Regions from separate parts of the Homo sapiens genome. Here region 1 is linked to region 2. A link is an interaction called in ENCODE POLR2A ChIA-PET data of the cell type or tissue named here. Cell type or tissue: IMR-90. All regions are shown on one strand. Each heading gives the region's core, and the rest is flanking DNA. Links, peaks and the distances in the headings are about the cores only.

Region 1 (10,178 bases), core at 2,911-7,910, 570 kb after region 2:
GCCTTCCCTGTTACCGGCCCCATTTATGTCCATCAACACATCTCTTGAGTCAGAGGGCACAGGCTTGGGGTGTTGGGCCCTTCCCTCCCCCAGATCCTCTGCTCCTCTCACACAGGGCTCTGCCTTCTCTCCACGCTCCACTTTTGCAACTGAGGGATGTCAGAGGGCAGCCAGAGGCCTCCCCGCCCAACTTCCAGGGGTGAAGAAGAGAGACACTATCCTGTTAAGTCCCCATGCAGCTTTTGTCATTTGCAGTGGCTAGGGAGAAGCGGCTATAGGACTTTTCCTCTGTGATGACTGAAGACACTGCAGCACATGGGGAATTATGGGTGTTTTTGGAGCTCACAGAGTAAGTTGGAGAAAAGAGGTAAATCCTTTTAGTGGAAAGAATCTTCCCCACAGGTGTTAGTCAGGAGCATTCTCATTCAGGTTTTTTAAAAATTGGGACTCCTCTGAGATAACTGAGCCTTTACAAAAATTATTATGATTATTTTAAATAGAGACAGGGTCTTGCTGTTGCCCAGGCTGGTCTTGAACTCCTAGGCTCAAGCAATCCTTCCGCCTTGGCTTCCCAAAATGCTGGGATTACAGATGTGAGCCACCACACCCGGCCAATCACTGAGTCTTGATGCAACATGAGATGTGTGTGCAAATGTCAGGATAGCTTTTTCTTTTCGGTTTTTGTTTGTTTGTTTGTTTTGTTTGTTTTGTTTTTGTTTTTTTGAGATGGAGGAGTCTCGCTCTTTCACCCAAGCTGGAGTGCAATGGTGTGATCTCGGCTCATCGCAATCTCTGCCTCCCAGGTTCAAGTGATTCTCCTGCCTCAGCCTCCCGAGTAGCTGGGATTACAGGCAGGTGCCACCACACCTGGCTAATTTTGTATTTTTAGTAGAGACGGGGTTTCTCCATTTTGGTTAGGCTGGTCTCGAACTCCCGACCTCAGGTGATCCTCCTGCCTCGGCCTCCCAAAATGCTGGGATTACAGGCGTGAGCCACCGTGCCCGGCCTCCCCTCTTTCTGATAGCACTCAATATTTCCACACAACTCCAGTGAGGTTCAAGGAATTGGAAAAACTTTGAAGCAAGTGAGGGCCAAGGGCTTCACTTTTTCAGTTTTTCAGATTTTCCAGCTATGATTTCCTGGACTCAAGAGTCCTTGGCTGTAGGGTGCATGAGAAGGAAAGATGGGTGAAATAACAAAGAGGAATGTTCCCTTTCTGTCTCCTACCACTGAGAGATTCTGGGGTGACAGGAGTGGAAGGGGGAGAGGCAGGAAAGTCACGCTATGTGAGAAAATAATTAAAATGAATATAGAGATACTAAATGTAGAAGCCAATTTTTTTTTTTTTTTTTGAGACAGGGTCACTGAGGCTGGAGTGTGATGGCATGATCATAGCTCACTGCCACCTTGAACTCCTGGAGCTCAAGGGATCCTCTCATCTCAGCCTCCCAAGTAGCTAGGACTACAGGCATGTGCCACCATGCCCAGCTAATTTTTTAAAATCTTTGTAGAGATGGGGTCTTGCTGTGTTGCCCAAGCTGGTCTTGAACTCCTGGGCTCGGGTAAGCCTCCTGCCTTGGCCTCCCAAAGTGCTGGGATTACAAGGTGAGCCACTATGCCCAGCCCCCAAAAATAAATCTTGTGAGTTAAAAATAAAATTTTAAAGTGATTTTAGAAGACAGATATTATAAAATATCTTGACTTCTTGTATTAAATGAGTTTTCAAATTAAAGCTTCCTCATTTCCTTACTTTTCTGACCGTGGGACTAAAAATGAAACTTTCCCAAAATTAAGCACGGTGGCTCACGCCTGTAATCCCAGCACTTTGGGAGGCCGAGGCAGGCGGATCACCTGAGGTCAGGAGTTCAAGACTAGCCTGACTAACATGCAGAAACCCCGTCTCTACTAAAAAAAATACAAAATTAGCCAGGCGTGGTGGTGCATGCCTGTAGTCCCAGCTACTCGGGAGGCTGAGGCAGGAGAATCGCTTGAACCTGGGAGGCGGAGGTTGTGGTTAGCTGAGATCACGCCATTGCTCTCCAGCCTGGGCAACAAGAGTGAAACTCCATCTCAAAAAACAAAAACAAAAATTAAAACAAAGAAAAAAACAACAACACTCTAAGCACCTCATTTCTCTGGCTCCCAGACCTTTTTGGTCCAGCCTCTCCTCCCACAGCTAACTGCTCTTAATGCCCCTGGTTCTCTCTTACTGGTATGAGCCTGAGCTCAGGAACGCCTGCTCTGGAGCTAGGGTAAGGGGCATTTCAAGGCTGGGCAAGGCTGGGAAGGAAGGGTGGGGTTTGCTGGGTTAAGCTTAGTGGCTTCTGGAGTCAAGACAAACACTGCTCATTGGCAGTGTGACCCTGGGCAAGTTCACCTTCTGAACCTTTCTCCTTTGTAGAGGAAGCCATTTCTACCCTCTGTGGGCTGACAGGAGAATTGCACAAAGGGATATCTATAAACTGCATGTCACTAAAGCAAAGTGCCCTCAACACTCAGCCATCAGAATCAGAGGCTTCTGCTGTTCTATTGCCGCTGGGGATCTTTGCTTGCTGGTGTGTGTGTGTGTGTGTGTGTTTTAATATAGAACTGGAAAGAGACAAAAGAGCTCATGATAAGGCAGGATATGCCAGGAAATCTGTGACCAAGTCAGTGAGAAAGGAGTTGAAACCAGCGGGTAAGTGAGGTTTCTAAGGGGCTCTCTGAGGACCCCTGGAATCTGCCACTCCCCACACCACGGGAGGGAACGACCCGGAATCTTGGCGCTGTGAGGAGAGACACATGTTAGACCTCAGAGTTGCAGTCCCTTTTCATAAGAGAGGAAAAAGTCACCTTTTTGGAGACAGTAGGTTGGAGAGGACACAACAGGACCGTACTCAAATCCATATAAATCTTTTACTTAAAAGTCATATAAAAGAATAAAAAATGCAGATTTCTGAATCAACTGTAGATAAGGAAGCAAATGATGTTGAAAGGTGCCCATTAATTTAAAATTTCATCATAGGAATTTGGGTGACCTTTTGCACTCAGTATTAAAAAAAACCATCAAGTTGCTCTTTGGAACAGTAGCATTTAGGTTTGTTTTTTTTTTTTTTTGTCACACTTGTTTATTTCTTTGGGATGTTGCTGTGTGTCATGGAAGAAACGCTCCCCTGAAAACTGTAACCAAACAAAGTTTGGTTAAAACAAAGTTGGTTCCTTTGTTTTCATGGAAATGTCAGACAACTATGAAAAGCTAAGGAAGCATGTTGAACTGAAGGTCTGGCTTTGGTAAATTAGGCAGAGATGTTCTCAGCAGCAAACAGGTAAAATCTGACATCGAGAAGCATTATTTTAATGTAGGACCAGTTATAATCTTAAAGAACTGACTAGGTTCTAAAATAATAGAACTGAGAAATAGGACTGAGAAATGACCAACATCAAGTATATACGGTACACTTAGCACTTGTTTCTATAGAAAACATTTCAAATCAAGTTCTTTATGATGTGAACCAGATTTTCCAAATGCCTAAACCACTTCTGAGCTTTAAGCAAGGCCTCAGAAATTCAGCGGGTGCCTGGGAGGCTTCATTCACATTCACCTCTAAGGAGAGGCTAAAAGAGGAATTTCCAGATGGCAGCTACTGGCTCAGAACCAGGGGGTCCCTTGCCAAGTCTGTCTCTATGTGGCTCCCGGAATTGCTGAGGTCTCACTTCTCAGAGGGCTTTGATGGAAAATAAAGCAACAGCTGACGCTCACGGGCCTCGGAACTCTGGCCAGGCTCCCTGAGGGGTGCATCCTAGGAGAACTGAAAAATGGGATTGGAGCTTTTGCCTTATCCTTACACCCCAAGTTCTTTGTGTGGCAGAACATCTATGAAAAAATAATAAAATATTGTCTGATATTTCCCTTTACTTCTGGTATTGCTTTTGACCTTCTCAAAACCCACCCCTCCCACCTCTAACAAACCAAAATGGAAAATGACAATTCAGGCAGCTGTTAATTGGCTCACTCTCTCAAGGCAAGCACTGTCTCAAGGCAGTCTCAAGGCAGAGATGACACAGCAAAAAACAGAGGGGGAGAAAAAAGTCTATTATTGGCTTGTGATTTACAAAAGCCAAAGTCCTTTAGATAAAAGGCCAGGAGTCGTACCAACATAGATACCAAATCCAGGAGAACACAGACCAGCGATAAGAGGGACGCTTCCCCATGACCCAGACCAGCCTAAAGCCCCTGTGGGGGCAGCCAGTGGGGAGCTGTCAGACCTTGGACATGGTGGTCTTTGAGAATGGGTCTGCCCTTCTCTCCCTGACCAGTTGGGATAGACACCTGACTGGAATCCTTGACACTGGCAGGTGTTTCTATGAACAGAGAGGACTGTGCCTGTCTTCCTGAATCCCAACCCAGAGTAGAAGCAGTGGAGACATGGATCTGGGTTGAGAAATGGGTTTTCCTGTCCCCCTGTGTCACCCACATCTTCACAAAGGACTTACAGGTGGCTGAGAGATCTGTAGGAATGGAATGGGGCTTGCAGGTGGCCCCAGAAATCTGAGGAGACCAATGACTAAGACCAGATGTGGGTCAGTGGTCATCTTGGCAGGTATCACTGTGGACAGATGACACTGAGGGCCACTCCTCTGACCTTGGGTTGTCAACTGCTACCTGGTAGCCCCACCCCTCCCCTTTCTACCCCTAGACCTTGGCCTCCAGGGAAAAAGTGTGTGTAGGAACTCCCTCTGCCATTTTGAAAAGACAGGAGCTAAAAGCAGTTCCATGAAGGACAGGCGTTTCGTTTCATACCTGAGTTTGTGAAATAAGAGTTGTTCTTGCTACACGTGATTTTTACCTTTCTGTCTTCTCCATTGACTTAGTAATGAGACAGATCAGCACGAGGATAACTTGTAGCCATACACCTGGCAGGTTCTGCAAGTCAGAGAACTGTAACCACATGCTGGGCCTTAGAGCAATCTTAGGGCACCTGCTTTTCTCCTGCCTACCCATTTTATAGAAAAAACAAGAGAGGCTCCTTCCGTGGCTGGTAGCACAGGGCAAAGTAAGGAAAGGGATGTGCCAGCAGTGGGTTTGAATGAGGATCTGGGTGACCAGCGGTGAATGTATGTTGTCTGTTAGTCCAGAATCTACATGCTGGGCACGTTAGGGATCCCTCTGGGGAGGGGCGCCTTTGGCTTGCCTTGTTGGTGTGAGCCGAGCACGCGTGCTTGTTTCAATCCTGACCGCCGGTCAATTTGTGGAACAAGTCCTCATCGAGTGTTTCATTCTGGTCCTTGGAGCGGGTGGACAAGAAAATGTAGCCGCCAATGTACTCGTGCACAATCTTGCAATCTGCACTCAGGCAGGTGAAAGCAGTAAAGACGTTTTGGTCAAACTCGATGACCACCTGGAAGAGGAAGGCACAGAGAAGCTTAAACTCTGACAAGGAATGATGAAAAAAAAAGTGCTTTGCTGGACTGGCCCCTGGAGCTGAGGGCTGCTGAGGTGGATAACAGATGGATATCCCTCTAAAACACACAGAAAACCATCACTTCCATTAAACGCTTCCAGAAAACATCTTTGCTCTCTTTGCGCCCTCTGGTGGTGTCGACTTTGCTGCACGTCTGGTTAAAAAAACTCCCAACACATTTTCTGTCTACAGTTTAGATACAAGGATTTTGCCCAAGCACTCTCTGTCTCCCTGTGTTGAGGGGCAGGGTGCTTCGCAGGCACTTTATTTTTATTTTTATTTTTTTTTTGAGATGGAGTCTCTCTCTGTCACCCAGGCTGGGGTACAGTGGCACGATCTCGGGCCACTGCAACCTCTGCCTCCCAGGTTCAAGCGATTCTCATGCCTCAGCCTCCCAAGTAGTTGGGATTACAGGTGTGTGCCACCACACCTGGCTAATTTTTGTATTTTCAGTAGAGACGGGGGTTTCACCATGTTGGCCAGGCTGGTCTTGAACGCCTGACCTCAAGTGATCCATGCCTCGGACCCCCAAAGTGTTGGGATTATAGGCGTGAGCCACTGCACCCGGCCTGCAGGCTCTTTAATGAATAAAAGTCTGCCTGAATTTTCCTACAGCCACTGCCCGGAACCCTTTCCTAGCTGCAAGTCATAAACTCTAAGCACTAGAAGAAAGACTTAGAGACTTTGCTGGTTCACAACCTTGGCTGCCCATTGAAATCACTTGTGGACCTTTAAAAATTACTAATGGTTCGTTCCTCCTCCCAGAGATTCAGATTTAACTGGCCTTGGGTGTGGTCTAGGCAGTGGTGTTTTAAAGCTCCCCAGGTGATCCTAATACGCATCAAGGCTTTAGAGCTACCGCCTTAGAGGTCATCTAATCTCTGAACTTGATTTTACAAATAAGCACCCAGATGATTATCAACACTGCTGAGAGGAAGTCAGGGTTCTTAACAAATGTGTGGGTCTCTTACCATCCCTCTACGTCAGTGACTTTCTATTGGAAAATGAGAATGCCAAAGGAATGAGGGAAGATTGAGTCTGTATCAGCAACATCTGAATGTTTTAATTAATTCAAGAATGAATGAAACAGGGTCTTGCTTTGTTACCCAGGCTGGAGTGCAGTGGCACAGTCACTGCTCACTGTAACCTCGAACCTCAACTGATCATCCCTGGCTGAGTAGCTGAAACTACAGGTGCACACCATCACACCTGGCTAGTTCAGCGTTTTTTTTTTTTGTTTTTTTTTTTTTTAATTTTCTGTGGAGACAGGGTCTCATTATGTTGCCCAGGCTGGTCTCGAACTCCCAGCCTCAAGTGATCCTTCCCACCTCGGCCTCCCAAAGCACTGGGCAGAATGTTTTAAATTAGCGGCAGGATGCTAAGCTGCCTCTAACTTCATCTGGAATTTTCCATGATACAGGCTTGGCCTGAACTTAGCTCCTAGGATGGGAGATGATGGGAGGCTGTAACATAGGCTAGGGGTTTGAGGGCTCCTGGTTTTAAGAGGTGAAGCTTTTCTCAGTCATCACTATGGACCTCACTTTCTTCTTCAGCAGTTTTTCCCTTTTGGGCCTGGAATGCTCTCCAGGTGAGCAACTGAATCTTCCAGTCCTCCATCGGGTTTCTTGGCAGCCAGTCAGATGAGGCTTTTTTTGGATTTATTTTGCATAGCAGTTACATCTCCAGTAGTTTCTCATAAGTAAGTATCAAGCTAAATCCTGTATAATCCTATGCTGAGTCAATGAAAATTAATGAAACTGCTCAGCGATTTCAGAACCTGTCTGTATTGAAAGTCTGCATGGAGACTAAGCCAACTTGCAGTGCTAATGCAAGAGCATTTGGCCTGTGCCTGTTAGGAAGCTGCCCAGAATTGCATATGATGATTTTAGCAGACAGACAGTTACCATATGCTTGTGGTTTCTTAGGTCTAAATAGAAGAACACCTTTTAAAACTCAGAATAATCTGCAATTCTGAGGGACACACATTTATAGGCTCAACACTGAAGAGCAAAAACTTTCACTTTACCTGCCGGGTTTCCCAGTTTACATTCCACTGTTTGATATTTGTGAATCTCCATGTTGTCACTGGAATCCCGGTGGCTGCATCAATTTTAATCAACCTGTTATATGAAACTCCCAGAATGTCATCTTTTTTGCTTCCTTTAAATCTGAAAAGAATCATAATATTAGTTAAGAGAAGCAACTGCTTCCTATAATACAATGTTCACTCACATATAACTTCTTAAAAATACTACCAGTATTTCTGAATCATTTCAGAGGAATGGACAATGAAGAATTAACTTTCTGCAGGGGGGCATTTTTATTGGGATATAGACAGCGTGAAAAAAGAATGAAGGCTATCCTGCAGATGGTCTTTAAGTAAAACTGACATCAGAGAGAAGAAAAATAAGATGGAATCAAATAAATTCATTCAAAATGATTACTGACTCTGTGTTGGGCACCCTTCTAGGCATGGGAGATATAGTAGTAAACTAAACGGATGGAAAATTTCTGACTGTGGGAGGGAGAAGATCATAAGTATGAGGTACATATGCCAGATAAGATGAAGGAAAATAAAGTTGGAAGGGCTACAGGGAATACTGGTAATAAGGTGGTTACAGTTTGAAACAGGGAGGTCAGTGAAAAGGTGACATTTGATCAAAAAATGGATATGCATGAGGATGTGAGCCGCGTGGATATCTGGGGAAAGAGTATTCCAGGCAGAGGGCACAGCCACTTAAAAAAATTTTTTTTTTAATGTGCTTAAGGACCTGCCAGGAGGCCCATGTGGCTGACACAGTGAAGGAGGGGAGAGAAATGTGAGTTCAAGAGCAAAGGTCTTGTAGGCCACTGTAAGGATCTGGCTTTTACTCTGAGTGAGATAAGAAATCCTTCAGATTTTGTGTGTGTGTGTGTCTTGTAGAGACAGGGTCTTGTTATGTTGCCCAGACTAGTCTTGAACTCCCGAACTTAGGCAATCCTCCTGCCTTTGCCTCCCAAAGTGCTGGGATTACAGGCATAAGCTGTCACACCTGTCCCAGATGGTTTTGAGCAGAGGCTTCACAAAATCTGATTTAGATTTTAAAAGGATCCCTCTGGCTGCTAAGTTGAAAATTTAGTGGGATCAGGGTAGAGGCAGGAACACCAAGCAGGATCACTCTGGACCGGCTCTGTGATGGTGGTGGTGGAGGAGGAGGCGGAAGAAGTGGTCGGATTCTGTGTGTACTTTGAAGGTAGAGTCACTAGGAGTTGCCTATGGGCAGGATGTTGGTGTAAGAGAAAGAGCAGAGTCAAGAATGACTCCAAAGGATTTGGCCTGAACATCTAGGGCGAGGAGTTGCCTTCTACTGAGATGAAGAAGTATGTAGCGGGGAGCCAGTTTAGGGGGAAGATCCGGAACTTTGGACATGTAAAGATGAGATGCTCATTAGATATCCAAGGGTCACTGGATTTATGAATCTCCAGTTCAAGAGACAGTTCTGGGCTCAAGATATATATTTCAGAGTAATTGGCATATAAATGAAGTCAAAAGAATGGCTGAACCCAAGAAGGTGAGTAGAGATTGAGAAGAGGAATGCTTTAAGAACTGAGGCCTGGCTGGGTGCAGTGATTCACATCTGAAATCCCAGCACTCTGGGAGGCCGAGGCAAGGGGATTACTTGAAGCCAAGAGATTGAGAGCAGCCTGGGTAACACAGTGAGATCCCATCTCCTAAAAGAAAGTTAGCTAGGTGTGGTGGCTCACAAGTCGCAGCTACTTGGGAGGCTGGGGTGAGAGGATCACATGAGCCCAGGAGTTTGAGGTTATAGTGAGCCATGATTGTGCCACTGTGACAGAGTGAGATCCTGCCTCTAATTAAAAAAAAAAAAAACCAAAAAACTGAGGACTGTGCACTCTGGTATTATAAGAGATTGGAAAGATGAGAAAGAACCAGCCAAGGAGACCAAAAGAACTGGTCAGTGAGGGAGGAGAAAAGCCAGGAAAGTCAGCTGTGTTGGAAGGCAAGTGATGCAAGTTGGCAAAGGGTAAGGGGTGACTCATTGTGTCAAATGCTGCGGAGAGGGTAGCTGGTGCAAGGACTGAGAGGCGACCAATGGACTCAGCAATGTGAAGGTCATGGGTGGCCAAGAGGTGACCTTGATGACAGAAAGTAGCAGGGGCAGTGGGGTAGGGAGGGAGAGAAAACCTAACTGGAGTGGTTTCAAGAGAGAATGGAAGCAAGGAATTGGAGGTAGTAGGTACGTACAATACATTCAAGAAGTTTTACTGCAAATTAGGGCAGAGCTTGGGGAGAGCAGCTGGAGGGGGTTGCAAGAAGGGGAAACTGATGTGAAAAATGATGCTGCAGGAGACAGAAAAGCATAATTTTAAAAGAATTCCTAGCTGAATATGTCACTTTTCACATCATTCTTATCTTCTGCATGTCACCCTTGGTTAAAATTTACTCCCCTGTTCTGGAATGTTTTCCACATTATTCCTTCATTTCACCACCTTAATGCTTAATATCACAAATTAACCCACTTCTTACTCCACCCGCTTCTCTCTAACCTATGGGAGTTCCCTGGGCTGCTCTCCATCATCCAGGGAGCGGTGAAGCAAGGACCTAGGTCTCTCGGGTGTGGGCAGATCCCGATTCCGCCAGACATCCTACACACAGCATGGCTGCTCCAGGCTTTGACTCTGACTGACCTTGGAAAAAGCAGATCTTCGCTACACCTGGGCCCACTGCCTCAAAGC
Region 2 (10,178 bases), core at 2,031-7,030:
CAGCTCCCAAGAGCTCACTGTGGCTGAGGAAAGGGGGTGCCTTGACACGGAGTTCCCTTCACATGAGGGTCCCCAGACATTCCTCCTGGAAGTGCTCCACCAGGACCCCTGCCACATGTGCCTCTTGGTGCAGGGAGGAGAGGAGAGCAGGTTGTGTCTGATGTGGGTGTGTCTGTGTGCAATGGCTGCTTGTATCCTTGTGTGTTGTGTACCTGCTCAGCAAACTGAGTCCTGTGGCCAAGAATGATCCTGGGCAAAACTGAGCACATTTAACCCAAGTTTGATTTCAACTCAACACTTTCCCACTGTGCCTCCTTCTCATCCCAAATGTGCCAAATACTTCTAATCTTAGTATTCATTCTTTGCTTTGTCTGTCAGGTCCTGTTCTCTACGAGTGAATATCCTAATGACCATAATAAAGCCAGTTCCCTTTTTGGGGACTGACATTTGTTGAGAACTCCCCCTATGAATGCTGTCTTGCTGCAAAACTTCACCTCTGGATAAAGTGGCTGTGCTCCTTCTGGATGTCTGCATCAGGGCTGCTGAGGCACAGCTGAGAATGCACCACACAGCTGACTACGCTGCTGAGCAAATCTCATTACTAAATGCACATCCCTTTCAAGGATGCCAGGCGTTAGGGCTGCATTGCAACTTTGATGGACACTGGGGATTAATGCCTGTGTGTCCTTGTTCCATTAAAAAGTTTGAAGTTTGCTGGGTGCGGTGGCTCACACCTGTAATCCCAGCACTTCGGGAGGCCAAGGCGGGCAGGTTACGAGGTCAGGAGATCGAGACCATCTTGACCAACACGGTAAAACCCTGTTTCTACTAAAATACAAAGAAGTAGCCAGGCGTGGTGGTGGGTGGCTGTAGTCCCAGCTACTCGGGAGGCTGAGGCAGAAGAATGGCTTGAACCTGGGAGGAGGAGGTTGCAGTTAGCCGAGATGGAGCCACTGCACTCCAGCCTGGCAACACAGCAAGACTCTGTCTCAAAAAAAAAAAAAAAAAAAAGAAAGAAAAAGTTTGAAATTTGATTTTATGAGTTACTGGTATAATGATAAATATATTAATATCATAGGCCAGGCGTGGTGGCTCACACCTGTAATCCCAGCACTTTGGGAGGCCGAGGCGGGTGGATCACGAGGTCAGGAGATCGAGACCACGGTGAAACCTCATCTCTACTAAAAATACAGAAAAAATTAGCCGGGCGCAGTGGCGGGCTCCTGTAGTCCCAGCTACCCGGGAGGCTGAGGCAGGAGAATGGCGTGAACCCGGGAGGAGGAGCTTGCAGTGAGCCGAGATCACGCCTCTGCACTCCAGCCTGGGCGACAGAGCAAGACTGCGTCTTAAAAAAAAAAAAAATCACATAGTTCAATTTTTTTTTCTTCTGACTGAAATTGACACTCTTTGGTGGGCCTGTAAGTTTCCTGGCCCTGGTCACTGTGCCCACCCTGCCCATGGCTAAGGGGTCCTAGCAGCAAGCATGTATGTGGCTGGCCCCTACACCCTCCCACTCTGCCAGAGATTTTTTCCAAAAGGAATCTCCCTGCACGGAGGGCGGAGCTCGAGATCTCCATGTCGCGGGGTGGCTCCGAGGTCACCACTGCCCAGCATGTCTCTGGCTGCTGACAGGACTCTGTGCTTTCTTAACTCCTTGATGGAGTTCCTGGAGTTGGAGGGAAGCGCTTCCCACCAGAAACCCACTTGTGTCGGTTTTTCTTCCATTCGAAACAAATGATCAAAGTGATAGCGTTTTCTATGTTACGTGTCTGTCTCTGGTCACTTAAAAACAAAACAGAGCAGGGTGTCCCCTGACAGCCCAGGAGAAGAACAGGAAGGCAGCCCTGGGGTTACCTGTCAAGGTTCAGATCATGACCTCCGCAACGGCCACGGCTGGGTGACATCGTCACTCCCCAGGGGACAGGCGATCCCCTCCTCACCCCACAGCTCAGACCCCAGGATCGGCCCCAATCCCTGTGTCCTGAGCTCCTCCTACTTCCCCTTTCCATCCCAGCCAGCTCCGAAGGAGGCCGGCCCTGTGAGACAGGGAGGGGTCCAGCCTGGGACCCGGCCTGAGCCGGGAGGGAGGGCTTGTCTTGCTCCGGCCCCTGTGATGAGTCCCCTCTTACCCGGCAGGTGGTGACTCCCCATCCGCGGAGGCTCCCCCGCTGACCCCAAGTCCCCACCGCTCTGTCCTTCTCCAAGGCCCGGTGCAGGAGCACCCTTTGTCCCTGGGTGGCCTGACCCTGCTGACCACGGGTCACCTCCCTGACCACGAATACTCTGCCAACTGCCTCCTGAGTGACCGAGACAGCTCAGTCTAGAGTCTCGACTACCCGGGGTGACCCAATAGTCCCGACTCCCCGAGACAGGGACCCGGAGACGTGGGCTTTGTCAGTTTAACAGATTCTGCCTCCGGGAACCAACTGCCGGGAGATTCTGATTGGCTCAGCCGCGTGCCCACGTGACCGACCAAAACCGGCCACCAGGGTCTCCCAACTGCCTGTCAAACGCACAGCCCTGTTGGGCCCCCGGAGAGGAAGAGCCGAGAAGGAGGCCAGGCCGGGGGTCAGGTGGCTTCCTCTATGGGCCCTTTAATCCACCTCACTTTTTTATCTTCTTTTTTTTCCCAGCAGCTTTATTAAGTTATAATTCACACACGATGTAATTCGCCCATTTAAAATGTACAATGGGCCCGGCGCGGTGGCTCACGCCTGTAATCCCAGCACTTTGGGAGGCCGAGGGGGCAGCGGGGATGGGGGTGGCGGGTCACCTGAGGTCATGAGTTCAAGACCAGCCTTGCCAACATGGCAAAACCCTGTCTCTACTAAAGATACAAAAAATATCCAGGCATAGTTGTGTGTGCTTGTAATCCCAGGTACTCGGGAGGCTGAGGCAGGAGAATCGCTTGAACCTGGGAGATAGAAGTTGCTGTGACCTGAAATCGCACCACTTCACTCCAGCCTGGGTGACAGAGTGAGACCCTGTCTCTAAAATAAAATGAAATAAAATAGAATATACACTGGTTCTTAGTATAGTCACAGAATTGTGCAATCATCGGCACCATCTAATTTGAGAACATTTTCTATATATATGTAGAGAAAGGGGTCTTGCTATGTTGTCCAGGCTGGTCTTGAACTCTTGGGGTGAAACCATCCTCCTTCTTCAGCCTGTGCAATACCTATGCTTGCACGGGTGCAAGCATCAGCATTACAGGCATGAGATGCCTCACCTGGCCCAGAACTTAGTTTTTTACTGAAAAATATTCCCTTGTATGCATATATGATATTTATCCAGTCATCAGCTGATGGACTTTTGAACTGTTTCCACTTCTGTTTATTATGAATAAAGCTGCTATGAGCATTTGTGTAGAAGTTTGTGTAGATTTATGTTTTCATTTCTGCTTATATAAGTAGGAGTATAATTTCTGGGTCAAAGTATAACTGTGTAGTTTTTGAGAGGAATTGCCAACCTGTTTCCCCTCTTCTTTTTTTTTTTTTTTCTTTTTTTTTTTTTTCAGAGATGTGGTCTCACTCTGTCACCCAGGCTGGAGTGCAATGGCACAAACACCACTCACTGCAGCATCAACCTCCTGGGCTCAAGTGACCCTCCTGTCTCAGCTCCTTAAGTAGCTGAGACTACAGGAACATGCCACCATGCCTGCATAATGTTTTTTTGTTTGTTTCTTTGTTTGTTTGTTTGTTTGTTTGTAGAGACAGGGTTTCATCATGTTGCCCAGGCTGCTCTCGAACTCCTGACCTCAGGCAATCCACCCATCTTGGCCTCCCAATTGCTGGGATTACAGGCATGAGACACAGCACCTGGCCGCCAATCTGTTTTCTAAAGTGGCTGCACCATTTCACATTCCCACCAGCAGTGATGAGGGTTTTTTCCTCCATCCTTGCTAACACTTGTTCTTGTCTGTAGATTTTATCATAGCCATCCTAAGGGGTAGAAGGTGGCATCTCATTGTGCGTTTGATTTGCCTTTCCCTAATGACTAATGGTGTTGAGCATCATATCATGTGATTATTGGCAATTTGTGTATTATCTTTGGAGAAATGTCCATGCACATTTTTCACTCATTTTTCACTTAGGTTATTTTCCTTTTGTTGAGTTGTAAGAGTTCCCTGTGTATTCTAATACAAGTCCCTCATGAGATAAACAAGTTGCCAGGTTTTTCTCCCATCCTATGGCTTGTCTTTTTACTTTCTGGGTGGTGTTATTTGAAGTCAATTTTTTTAAATTTTGGTGAAGTCCAATTTTGTTTTTGCCACTTGTACTTTTTTCTTTTTTTTGAGACAGGGTCTCACTCTGTCACCCAGGCTGGAGTGCAGTGGTGCAATCATGGCTTACTGCAGCCTTGACCTCCTCAGCTTAAGTGATCCTCCCTCCTCAGCCTCTGGAGTAGCTGGAGTAGCTGGGACTGAAGGCACATGCCACCATACCCAGCTAATTTTTTTATTTTGTTTTGTAGACACAGGGTCCCCTTATGTTGCCCAGACTGGTCCAAACTCCTGCGATCAAGGGATCCTCCCGCTTTGGCCTCCCAAAGTGCTGGGATTACAGGCGTGACCCACCATGCTCGGCCACTTTTATTTTTGGTGTCATATTTACGAAATCGTGGCCGGGCGCAGTGGCTCACGTCTGTAATCCCAGCACTTTGGGAGGCCGAGGTGGGCACATCACCTGAGGTCGGGAATTGGAGACCAGCCTGACCAACATGGAGAAACCTCGTCTCTAATACAAAATTAGCAAGGCGTGGTGGCACACGCCTGTAATCCCAGCTACTTGGGAGGCTGAGGCAGGAGAATTGCTTGAACCCAGAAGGCGGAGCTTGTGGTGAGCCGAGATTGTGCCATTGCACTCCAGCCTGGGCAACAAGAGCAAAACTCTGTCTCAAAAAAAAAAAAAAAAAAAATCGCTTCCTAATCCAAAGTCACAAAGATTTATCTATGTTTATCTATGTTTTCTTCAAAAAGCTTTATAGTTAGTTCTCATATTTAAGTCTCTGATGCATTTCGAATTAATTTTTGTGTACAGTTTGAGTAGTACCAGCTACTCTGGAGACTAAGGTGGGAGGATCACTTGAGCCCAGGAAGTCCAATCTAGAGTGAGCCATGATTGAGCCACTGCACTCCAGCCTGGATGACACAGAGGGACCCTGTCTCAAGGAAAAAAAAAAAAAAAAGCTGGGCCGGGTGGCTCATTCCCTGTAATCCCAACACTTTGTTAGGCTGAGGCAGGTAGATCACTTGAGGCTAGGAGTCAAGACTAACCTGGCCAACACGGCAAAACCCCGTCTCTACTAAAAATACAAAAATTAACCAGGAATGGTGGCATGCACTTGTCCCAGCTACGCGGGAGGCTGAGGCAGGAGAATTGCTTGAACCCCAGAGGCGGAGATTGCAGTGAGCAGAGATCACACCACTGCACTCCAGCCTCAGCGAGCATGAGAAACAGAATAAATAAAAAGTTTAAAAAATTTTTATGTAGGTCCCATTTTGATCTTTTCCCTGAGTTTATTAACTGTGTATGCATGTTGCTGGAGTTTAATTTTATAATTTAATCTTCAACAGAATATTTGGTGGGCCCAGGATTGATTTTGTGGAGTCATTAACGTGGTCAGTGATGTATACAATAACTGCTGGAACTGTGGGCCTCCTGTTCTGTGTAGAGGGTGCCAACTTCTTCAGATACAAGGAAGAAAGCTGTATTTTGTTTAATAGAAATAAAAAGATGTCACATAGTTTCATGTAAGTCCTAATAAGTGTTGAAGGGTGCAGATGGAAACTCAGGAGTTGAAAGGTGGATGGCTGTGCCGTTCCTTCCTCTTTGTAGGTGCATGAATTCTTTCTTAGGGGCAGAGCCTGTTGGAGATGTTTTTAAAAAATCCCTCAACCAAATGAGGAATATATTCACCTTGTTGACTCACAGAGGATACGAATCATATACAAGCAGATGGGGATTCAGAGAGCAAATGTTTTCAACTGCTGTCAAGGGAGTGTGGAGGTTGGGTGAGGGGAAAGAACTGCATGAGACCCAAAGAGGGCAGGGAAGGGGGGTCAAGTCAGAAGAAGCAGAGGCACCTACCCGGATGTTCTTTTTAGATGTGGCATTTTGAGCGTCATGATTTGGAGAGTTGCTGTGACTGTGCCGAGCTGGGACAGAGGGAAGAAGGGAACTGCTTCAAGAGGGGGAGCAGCAGGGAAGAGGGGCATTGGTCTCTCCACATATCTCAGGAGGGCTCTCCTCCCACACTCATTAAAACCTCATTTCTTCCCAAAGCTCAGCTCACACATTGCTCCCCAAAAAGGCTGCACTGATGACAATGGTCTTTCACCCCCTTCTCTTGATCCCCTCTGTGCTCACCCCTCTGACCTATCTTTACCACACCCTGTTTCCTTTCAGAATCAGCTTCCTTCTGTCTCATCCAGTGAACTGTGAGCTCCCTAAGAAAAGGAATAGGGCCAGGTGCAGTGGCTCACACCTGTAATCCCAGCACTTTGGGAGGCTGAAGCGGGTGGATCACCTGAGGTCAGGAGTTCGAGACCAGCCTGACCAATATGATGAAACCCCATCTCTACTAAAAATACAAAAATTAGCCAGACATGGTGGCATGAGCCTGTAATCCCAGCTACTTGGGAGGCTGAAACAGGAGAATTGCTTGAACCCTGGAGGCGGAGGTTGCAGTGAGCCAAGATTGCACCATTGCACTCCAGCCTGGGCAACAAGAGCAAAACTGTCTCCAAAAAAAAAAAAAAGAAAAGAAAAAGAAGAAAAAAGAAAAGAAAGCAAGAAAGCAAAGAAAGCAAGAAAGCAAGCAAGCAAGCAAGAAAAGGAATCGAGTCTTGCCCTTGTTTTTCACCCGCAGTGTCTATAGATATGCCATACACAGAAGACAGACGGATTTGCAAATGCTTGGTTAACAAATGATTTCAGAGGTACAATAAGGAAACAAAATGGCTTTGCAGAGTGGGCATCCGAGTGTACTTTTGAAGAGTAGTTCCTGAGCATTCCCCAGGTGGGCACCAGTGATGGAGGCAAAGCTCTCCAGGCAGCAGAAGACCATAGAGCAGCCGCCCACCTAGAGCGTTAGTGCCACCTCCTCTCTGAGGGCTGAAGTTTCCAGGTCGAAACTTCTGTGCTCGACCTGGAAGTTTGTGCTCAGCCTGGGAGCTTCACCAGGGAAACTGTGGCAGGAGACAAGGTCTTGATTCTGAGGCCTCTCTCTCAACCCAGTACAACCTCTCTGCTAGAATTTGAAAAAAAAAACATGGTATTTGTGGTACCCTCAGAGACTGGATTTAAGGGACATGTGTTGCCTAAGTCCCATCTTCAAAATGACCCAGCAGTGACACTGTTCCTTTTTACTCTGTAGGGCACATTTCTCACCTGCATTATGGCCCAGGAATCTCAAGTCACCATCCCTACCATGGTCACCCCAATTTGAAGCAGCCTGGTGACCCCAGGCAGGAACTGATCATCAAGGGAGGCTGGAGGCAGGAGGATTTTAAAAGAAATCCAACAGCAGGACCAAAACAAGGAAAAAGGGGAGGCAGGAGGGTGGTCAACTAGAGACCCAGGAGAGGATTCCAGGATGGTGGGAAGCCCTCACCCAGCAAGACTGGTGGAGGCCCCATCTGTGCTCTGCCCCTTTCAAGAGGTTTCCTTTGCACCAACACCCACCCCCACCCTGGCCACTGACCTGCAGGAACAGCAGATATGACTGTGGGGCCCCAAGGCCTGCGGGAACCCAGGGACCGAGAGAAGGCAGGTGTTGGGTTGAGCAGGATCCAGGTTAGCCGGGGAGGGACGTGGGAGTCCTTGTCAGAGAAGGATGTGAAGGGATTGGGATGAAGGAGTCCAGGAGGAGCAGCAGGACCCGAGGCCCTCCCTCTGCACACACCCTTTTCCTGCTGGGCTCAGGCCCTGGCAACAGTGCCTTATTTATTTCCCCCACCCTTGCTCAGGCTTAGCCAGTCCTTGCTCCAATGATGGGGGAGGGGTCACAGTGGGACTCTTGTGACATCACTACATCCCACCCCTCATTCTTTCCTGTGAAATCCTCCTGGAGCCATCTCTGTCCTATGCCCTGTCCCAGAGAGCCCCCCTGCTATAATGCTTCCTTCCTTCCTTCTAGCCACTGCCTCCCTCGCCCCATCCACCCCCCAACTATTCAGTGTCCCTCAGTAAACGTCCCAAGTTTGCAACAGAAAATGAAAATGTAACTCAGAAAAGGTGGCATTCACACTTCACACCTTCATACAGAAATCCAAGCAAAGCTCTTGAATCCAGAATCAGGATGCCTTCCAGAGCCAGCTGTTTCAAGACGCTGCTAGAGGCAGTGAAGAGCGCAGGAGGCCTGCCTAGCAGCTGCAGGGAGGGGCGGAGGATTGGGGTCGCCCTCTCAGGGAGGGCAGAGGAGGGTTAGAATGCATCTGACCCTGCATTCTAAAATACCTGCTAGCACTGGATGCTGCGGTGTCCATGGTACTGAAGACAAGACTCTGCTGCCTGGTCCACCACTGTTATGACTACAGTGGCCCCCAGTCTAATGTTGCCATCAAGATTGGTAGTCCAGGCCGGGTGTGGTGGCTCACACCTGTAATCTCAGCACTTTGGGGGGCCAAGGTGGGAGGACTGTTTGAGCTCAGGAGTTCCAGAACAGCCTTGGCAACATGGCAAAACCCCATCTCTACTTAAAAAAGAAAAAAAAATGAGCCAGGCATGGTGGCTCACGCCTGTAATCCCAGCACTTCGGGAGGCCAAGGCGGGTGGATCACCTGAGGTCAGGAGTTTGAGACGAGCCTGACCAACAAGGAGAAACCCTGTCTCTACTAAAAATACAAAATTAGCCGAGTGTGGTGGCTCATGACTGTAATTCCAGCTACTCGGGGGGCTGAGACAGGAGAATTGCTTGAACCTGGGAGGCGGAAGTTGCAGTGAGCCAAGATCATGCCATTGCACTCCAGCCTGGGCAACAAGAGCGAATCTCCATCTCAAAAAAAAAAGGCAATCTAGATGCACTGGATATGACCAGCAGAAACATGGAGAAACACAGTTCTTAGTGGGGTCAGGCCTTGTGAAGTAGCAGCCTGCGGTTTGGACGAGGCCAGCCTGGCTCTGTGGTCACCCACAGTCAACCCCACCACAGGGGCTGCAGGGACTGAGAGAAGGGTTGGAGTGTGTTATCCAGCTCTTCTGAGAAGCAGACACCAAGACAGGATTAAATTGCAAGGGTTTTAGTGGGAGATATACCTTTGTGAAAAGAGTTACAAAAGACTGGGAGAGCCACCGGACCATGAAGCAAGTCTCACTCCCAATGTGAGGGAGAGAGGGGAAGAGAAGGGGTGGGAGCACTCCGGACCACAGTTCTGAGGAAAATCCAGAGCCTTCACCAACTATTTGAAACAGTCAGGCAGCAAAGTAGGTCTGGGCAACCAGCCTGGCCTTAGCATCCCCACCACACTCGGTCATCAGAGAGCTGCCGCAGGAGGCCTGGCCTGATGCACTACAAGGTAGATACCTGTGAGGAGCCACACTCCCTCCAGGAGGTCAGCCACAGCATCCTGGACACTGAGGTTGGGGACCACGGATGGAAGTGTAGCTGAGAGAACCCAGAGGTTCCTGGGCCCAGGGGCCCAAGCCAGGACCAGCAAGAGAACACTCACAGAAAGAACTAGAAGACCTCCTTGCTGGTGGGGTTGTCTTAGAAGGGAGCAGGCAGGTGGGACCAGAACCTCCTGCAAGAAACTAGAACATCATCTGTGGGGCTCAGAGATTGGGTGGTGTCAGGAAAGAGGCTCTTCTCTATTTATTTTTAAAATCAAACTTATACATTCACAGGGAACAATCAAGTAGTCAAAAAACACCTAAGAGGCTTTATCTCAGAAAACTGCAACTCTGTCCCCCTTTCCTCATTGCCTGCCCACAAAACCATTTTCCTGTCTTTGAGCTGAGTCACAGACCTTCTTCTGTGCTGTCTCCTTCTCCCAGGGTGATGGTGACCCCCTCTGTTCCCTGAGCCCTTATAGCTATGCGGGATTGCTGCATTGGTCATTTGTTGCAGCAATTTGGTAATAATTTGACACTTAACTTTGTTTTCCACATATATAGCATCTTATAGAAGATTAAATGAGATTTTAACTCCTGGTGCCGATTTTCTCCAGAATTGAT

Evidence for each region. ChIA-PET counts read pairs that join two places held together with the same protein. Peaks named below come from ENCODE experiments on the same cell type or tissue, not always from the same donor. Only the 100,000 strongest peaks of a DNase experiment are listed, where the experiment ranks them.
Region 1: POLR2A ChIA-PET joins it to region 2 with 5 read pairs; 2 of 35 experiments call an interaction of 5 or more read pairs at or near these places.

Annotation. Positions count from the first base shown.
Region 1 is chr20:6,071,969-6,082,146 of GRCh38, forward strand. It overlaps FERMT1 (FERM domain containing kindlin 1), which reads right to left. Exons shown (of 15, transcript NM_017671.5): 14 at 7,468-7,609; 15 at 2,877-5,378. The coding sequence ends at 5,205. Among named protein-coding and RNA genes, the nearest start is that of LRRN4, 23 kb to the left of the region's middle. RefSeq lists a silencer at 2,317-2,466. In IMR-90, for the core only: a CTCF peak has its summit at 5,565 (motif pointing left); a DNase peak (open chromatin) is centred at 5,563.
Region 2 is chr20:5,502,169-5,512,346 of GRCh38, forward strand. LINC00654 (long intergenic non-protein coding RNA 654) reads right to left here and starts at 2,428. Exons shown (of 2, transcript NR_015406.2): 1 at 2,130-2,428. LINC01729 (long intergenic non-protein coding RNA 1729) reads right to left here and starts at 7,834. Exons shown (of 3, transcript NR_109860.1): 1 at 7,708-7,834; 2 at 6,093-6,160; 3 at 5,707-5,869. LOC124904863 (a long non-coding RNA gene) reads left to right here. Exons shown (of 3, transcript XR_007067509.1): 3 at 379-434. RefSeq lists an enhancer at 2,174-2,283. In IMR-90, for the core only: no CTCF peak of the experiment used is centred there; no DNase peak of the experiment used is centred there; H3K4me3 peaks cover 376 bases; H3K27ac peaks cover 165 bases.